Linked DNA regions of Homo sapiens: region 1 is linked to region 2. A link is a contact called in ENCODE Hi-C or POLR2A ChIA-PET data. All regions are on one chromosome and are shown on one strand. The core of a region is the stretch at or near the end of the contact, and the rest is flanking DNA. Distances in the headings are between cores, read along the strand shown. Region 1 overlaps GOLPH3L (golgi phosphoprotein 3 like). Region 2 holds the start of MCL1 (MCL1 apoptosis regulator, BCL2 family member).

Region 1 (2,759 bases), core at 79-2,578, 88 kb before region 2:
TCTTCATCATTTCTTTATACTGCTTCTCATTTATAGTTTTGTTGACAATCTGATGTCACTGTCACTGAAACAGAAGTTACATGGTCAGGAGGAAATGAGACAACAAAAGAAAACTTTCTTCCAGTTGCTTTAATATTGGCTAAAATGTTTGCACACCTGTTAAGATTTATTACGAGAATAAATAATGCCTACATAATTACGTGTTCTGAAGGAAGTTATAGTTTAACTTTAATTAGGTAGCTAAACTATAAAAAAAAACAAGTGTTAACCTAAAAAAAAAGCCTACCCCTTCCTTAAAGAGGAGTCACAAATATGAGTTGGGGCCAGGCACAGTGGCTCACACCTGTAATTTTAGTACTTCAGGAGGCTGAGGTGGGCATACCACTTGAGCTGAGGAGTTCGAGACCAGCCTGGGCAACATGGCAAAACCCCATCTCTACTAAAAATACAAATATTAGCTGGGTGTGGTGGCACGCGCCTGTAGTCCCAACTACTTGGGAGGCTGAGGTGAGAGGATTGCTTGAACCAGGGAGGTGGAGGTTGCAGTGAGATGAGATCATGCCACTGCACCCCAGCCTGGGCGACAGAGCGATACCCTGTGTCCAAACAAAAACAAAACCAAAAAAACAAATATGACTTGGAGTAGCCATGAGGCAGGCAGGGGAGGGAACTAATCCCAACCTTGAGTCAAAGATCAGACCCTCAGGAAATTTGGAGATGTCTAAGGAATATTTTATGGCTCAAGCTGAACTTTTGCCAGGTTAACATTTACTTTTAAGCATAAATTTATGCTTTCAAAAATATTTTTGCGGCATAAGGGATATTCTCTCCTTAAGGAATTTGTAGTCTGGTCAGGAGAAATAGTTGTTTGCAATATGATATAATAGAAGTTATGAGAGAAGTATGTATGGGCACACCCAGGTGCAGAACCTAATCCAGAGGGTGGAGTGGAGAAGTAAACAATGTTAGAGAAGGTTATGTGGAAATGTGACCCCTGTACTTAACGCTTAACTACAAAGAGGAGTTTTGGAAGGAAGAATATTGGTTCTTTTCAACAGAGCAGTGTGTGCAAAGGCCAATAGGGGAAAGAGGCCAAAGAAAAGACTAGTGGGCCGGGCGTGGTGGCTCACTCCTGTAATCCCAGCACTTTGGGAGGCCGAGGCAGGCGGGTCACGAGGTCAGGAGATCAAGACCATCCTAGCTAACACGGTGAAACCCCATCTCTACCAAAAATATAAAAAAATTTAGCTGGGTGTGGTGGCGGGCGCCTGTAGTCCCAGCTACTCGGAGGCTGAGGCAGGAGAATGGCGTGAACCCGGCAGGTGGAGCTTACAGTCAGCCGAGATTGCGCCACTGCACTCCAGCCTGGGTGACAGAGAGAGACTCCGTCTCAAAAAAAAAAAAAAAAGAAAGAAAAAAAAAGAAAAGACTAGTAAATAGCCACTTTTGTTTTGTTTTGTTTTGTTTTTACAGACAAGGTCTCGCTGTGTTCCCAAAGGCTGGCCAACTCTTGGCCTCAAGCGATCCTCCTGCATTAGCCATTTGGATTCCATCCTGAAGGCTGAGAGGAATGTTTGAAAGATTTTTAAGCATGAGGGGAGGGAGTTATATCATTACACTTGATGTTAAAGATTGTCCTGGCTATAGCAGGACAAATAGAATTAGAGGTCCTCTAGCCCTGGCAGTATGGTGGTCAGATATTAAGTCTTGAATAAGCTTAATTTTTAATGTATTATTGAGTCTTGGAAAGTAGAAATAATCTTCAAGGGGCCCCCAAACACCAAAATTAAAATCCAAGAGGTGAGCAATAAAGATAACATGAAGATCAAATTACCCTGGGGCAAATTACCAAATCAGTCTTGAGATTCAGGAGTTGGTTGGTCAGGAATAAACTTGATGGTTGAGGTAAAGTGGGGAAACTAGGCTTAAATGTGCTCCCAGTTGTGTGGCACTCCCACAATCCCTCTGTACTTGGCTCTCGGCAGAAACAGATCTTTCCCTCTGAAGGAAGATGTCCTCAATTTAGGCCTCCAGAATCTCGTAAATTCACAAAACGTTAAACGTGAACCTCTTAATCAAAGATCATCAAACATACAAACAAGGAAGAAGTGACAAATAAAGTCCTCAGATATTGTCAGGTATCAAGGACCTCATATATTGTCCCATATTAAAATAATCAGACTAAAAATATGACATTTTTAAAGAAATAAAATAATCACAAAATAAACAAAAAATCACAAATCACCAGACAAATGTGAAAAATAACTAAATAAAACTTCTACTAATGAAAAATTGTTGAAATCAAAATCTCAGGGTTAGTTTGAATTAGTAAATAGGAAGCCGGATATTTTTTAAAAACTCTCCAAAGGCCAGGCTGGTGGCTCATGCTTGTAATTCCAGCACTTTGGGAGGCTGAGGCAGGCAGATCACCTGAGGTCAGGAGTTCAAGACCAGCCTGGCCAACATGATAAAACCCCATCTCCACAAAAAAATTAGCCAGGCGTGGTGAGGTGCACCTGTAATCCCAGCTACTTGGGAGGCTGAGGCAGGAGAATTGCTTGAACCTGGGAGACGGAGGTTGCAGTGAGCCGAGATTGTGCCATTGCACTCCAGCCTGGGTGACAGGTGAGACTCCATCTCAGAAACAAACAAACAAACAAAAACTCTCCAGAAAGCAATACAGAGAACAAGCAAATGGAAAATATAAAAGGTTAAAAGACGGGGTTAAAATAAAGACTGAAGTCCTAGAAGGAAAGAAA
Region 2 (3,136 bases), core at 606-3,105:
GGGCAAGACCTCATCTCAAAAAAATAAATAAAAAGTGAGCTTGCTCACCTTTCCTATGTCTCTCAGCACCTTGCTTTTGAATTTTAGCTATTATTTTTACAGATCTTTTAACAAAAAGGCTGCTTTAATTAACGTTAACTAACATACATGGCATATAAGAAGATCCTTGTTCTCAAGGGCTTTACAAACCTCTAGAGTCAAATGTGCCTTATTATCAGTACAAAAATAAATGGTGTCAGCTGGGTGCAGTGACTCACACCTGTAATCCCAGCACTTTAAGAGGCTGAGGCAGGTGGATCACCTGAGGCCAGGAGTTTGAGACCAGCCTGGCCAACATGGTGAAACCACATTGTCAGGCCTCTGAGCCCAAGCCAAGCCATCGCATCCCCTGTGACTTGCACGTATACATCCAGATGGCCTGAAGTAACTGAAGATCCACAAAAGAAGTAAAAATAGCCTTAACTGATGACATTCCACCATTGTGATTTGTTTCTGCCCCACCCGAACTGATCAATGTACTTTGTAATCTCCCCCACCCTTAAGAAGGTTCTTTGTAATTCTCCCCACCCTTGAGAATGTACTTTGTGAGATCCACCCCTGCCCACAAAACATTGCTCTCAACTTCACCACCTATCCCAAAACCTGTAAGAACTAATGATAATCCATCACCCTTTGCTGACTCTCTTTTCGGACTCAGCCCGCCTGCACCCAGGTGAAATAAACAGCCATGTTGCTCACACAAAGCCTGTTTGGTGGTGTCTTCACACAGACGCGCATGAAACACATCTCTACTAAAAATACAATAATCAGCTGGGCGAGGTGGCTCACAGCTGTAATCTCAGCACTTTGGGAGGCCGAGACAGGCAGGTCACTTGAGGCCATGAGTTCGAGACCAGCCTGGCCAACATCGTGAAAACCCCATCTCTACCAAAAATACAAAAACTAGCCAGATGTGGTGGCGCACGCCTGTAATCCCAGCTACTCGGGAGGCTGAGGTACCGAATCGTCTGAACGTGGGAAGTGGAGCTTGTAGTGAGCCGAGATCGCCCCACTGCACTCCAGCCTGGGCAACAGAGCTAGACTGTCTCAAAACAAACAAAAAATGGTGTCAAGACTCTCAGACGAGATTCTAATGGATTAAGGCCTATATGTAAATAGCACCAAAGACTATGGAACAGAGATGGGAGAAGCAAGCAGGGAGGCAGGAATAGTTTAGCTGTGGCAGTTTTAGCTTAGTCCACTTACATAAATGGTTCTTTAGGGTAGCACGTGGAGCATCCTCATTTCCAAACATTGGACTGAGAGTAGAGAGCTGTGCAAAATAACCACAAGTCCCCAACTATGCCCTCTTAATTATCCCTATCATCTAAGACTGTTGTTCCCATCCATCACTGAACTTCCCCGTCCTCTTCCTTCAACCCCTGTGTTAGTCAATGGTTGAAATTTTGATTTGGTAAAAAACCTCTGGCGAAAACCAGCAAAAAGGGCTCACAAATCAGGTCTCAGGGAAGCACAGAGGTAGCCACGAGAAGGCCCGAGGTGCTCATGGAAAGAGCTCGAGCCCAGGAGCTCTGGGAGGACCCCAGGCGCTCGGAGCCGCCGTTACGTAACCGGCACTCAGAGCCTCCGAAGACCGGAAGGCCCCGCTCAGGCCCCGGCTCAGGCCCCGGCCCCGGCCCCGGCCCCGGCCCCGCCCCGGCCCGGCCGGGCAGCTGGTAGGTGCCGTGCGCAACCCTCCGGAAGCTGCCGCCCCTTTCCCCTTTTATGGGAATACTTTTTTTAAAAAAAAAGAGTTCGCTGGCGCCACCCCGTAGGACTGGCCGCCCTAAAACCGTGATAAAGGAGCTGCTCGCCACTTCTCACTTCCGCTTCCTTCCAGTAAGGAGTCGGGGTCTTCCCCAGTTTTCTCAGCCAGGCGGCGGCGGCGACTGGCAATGTTTGGCCTCAAAAGAAACGCGGTAATCGGACTCAACCTCTACTGTGGGGGGGCCGGCTTGGGGGCCGGCAGCGGCGGCGCCACCCGCCCGGGAGGGCGACTTTTGGCTACGGAGAAGGAGGCCTCGGCCCGGCGAGAGATAGGGGGAGGGGAGGCCGGCGCGGTGATTGGCGGAAGCGCCGGCGCAAGCCCCCCGTCCACCCTCACGCCAGACTCCCGGAGGGTCGCGCGGCCGCCGCCCATTGGCGCCGAGGTCCCCGACGTCACCGCGACCCCCGCGAGGCTGCTTTTCTTCGCGCCCACCCGCCGCGCGGCGCCGCTTGAGGAGATGGAAGCCCCGGCCGCTGACGCCATCATGTCGCCCGAAGAGGAGCTGGACGGGTACGAGCCGGAGCCTCTCGGGAAGCGGCCGGCTGTCCTGCCGCTGCTGGAGTTGGTCGGGGAATCTGGTAATAACACCAGTACGGACGGGTCACTACCCTCGACGCCGCCGCCAGCAGAGGAGGAGGAGGACGAGTTGTACCGGCAGTCGCTGGAGATTATCTCTCGGTACCTTCGGGAGCAGGCCACCGGCGCCAAGGACACAAAGCCAATGGGCAGGTCTGGGGCCACCAGCAGGAAGGCGCTGGAGACCTTACGACGGGTTGGGGATGGCGTGCAGCGCAACCACGAGACGGCCTTCCAAGGTAAGGGGGTTCATTAATCGCCAAGGCCTCACTCCCTTTTTTCCATCTCTCCCCGGACTCACCCGCCAAGGGTGGGTTGGAAACCGAAACGAGTCAGTGTTGAAACGTGTCTCATCCTATTCCTGAAGCCAGAATATTCTGGCCATGAGTCATTGTTTCCGCCCATCTTGATTCTTTTGGAAATGGCAGCTCTTGTTCAAAGACCGGAAAGGGTGGGATGTCAATTTCAAGTGGGGTCAACCTGAGTTCTGTAAATCCCAGTAGCGATTTTCCCGCCGCGGGTGGGCAGGCGAATCTTGCGCCGGTTTAGACAAAGGAGGCCGTGAGGACCTGCATGCTTTTCTTTCTCAGGCATGCTTCGGAAACTGGACATCAAAAACGAAGACGATGTGAAATCGTTGTCTCGAGTGATGATCCATGTTTTCAGCGACGGCGTAACAAACTGGGGCAGGATTGTGACTCTCATTTCTTTTGGTGCCTTTGTGGCTAAACACTTGAAGACCATAAACCAAGA

Evidence for each region. Hi-C counts contacts between places; a loop is a spot of excess contacts on that map. ChIA-PET counts read pairs that join two places held with the same protein, here RNA polymerase II (POLR2A). Pooled maps may share reads with other maps.
Region 1: a loop to region 2 is called in a map of Calu3, with 2.8 times the contacts of the local background. The contact joins the enhancer-like site here to the promoter of MCL1 in region 2. A Hi-C loop is called at or near these places in 2 of 168 maps with a recorded cell type or tissue (Calu3 and PC-9) and 4 of 50 pooled maps. POLR2A ChIA-PET finds 5 or more read pairs at or near these places in 18 of 52 experiments (BJ, CD4-positive, alpha-beta T cell, GM10248 and 12 more).

What each region holds. Positions count from the first base shown.
Region 1 is chr1:150,666,245-150,669,003 of GRCh38, reverse strand. The region is part of intron 2 of GOLPH3L (golgi phosphoprotein 3 like); the gene reads left to right. Among named protein-coding and RNA genes, the nearest start is that of GOLPH3L, 30 kb to the left of the region's middle. Within about 2 kb of position 1,328, at least 6 of the 41 ENCODE cell types and tissues checked have a DNase peak (open chromatin) inside an H3K27ac peak, as active enhancers do.
Region 2 is chr1:150,578,329-150,581,464 of GRCh38, reverse strand. MCL1 (MCL1 apoptosis regulator, BCL2 family member) reads left to right here and starts at 1,855. Exons shown (of 3, transcript NM_021960.5): 1 at 1,855-2,622; 2 at 2,974-3,136. The coding sequence starts at 1,935. LOC107985203 (a long non-coding RNA gene) reads right to left here and starts at 1,635. Exons shown (of 3, transcript NR_186818.1): 1 at 1,246-1,635. RefSeq lists silencers at 1,545-1,884, 1,955-2,084 and enhancers at 1,658-1,952, 2,001-2,718, 2,719-3,136, 2,398-3,136.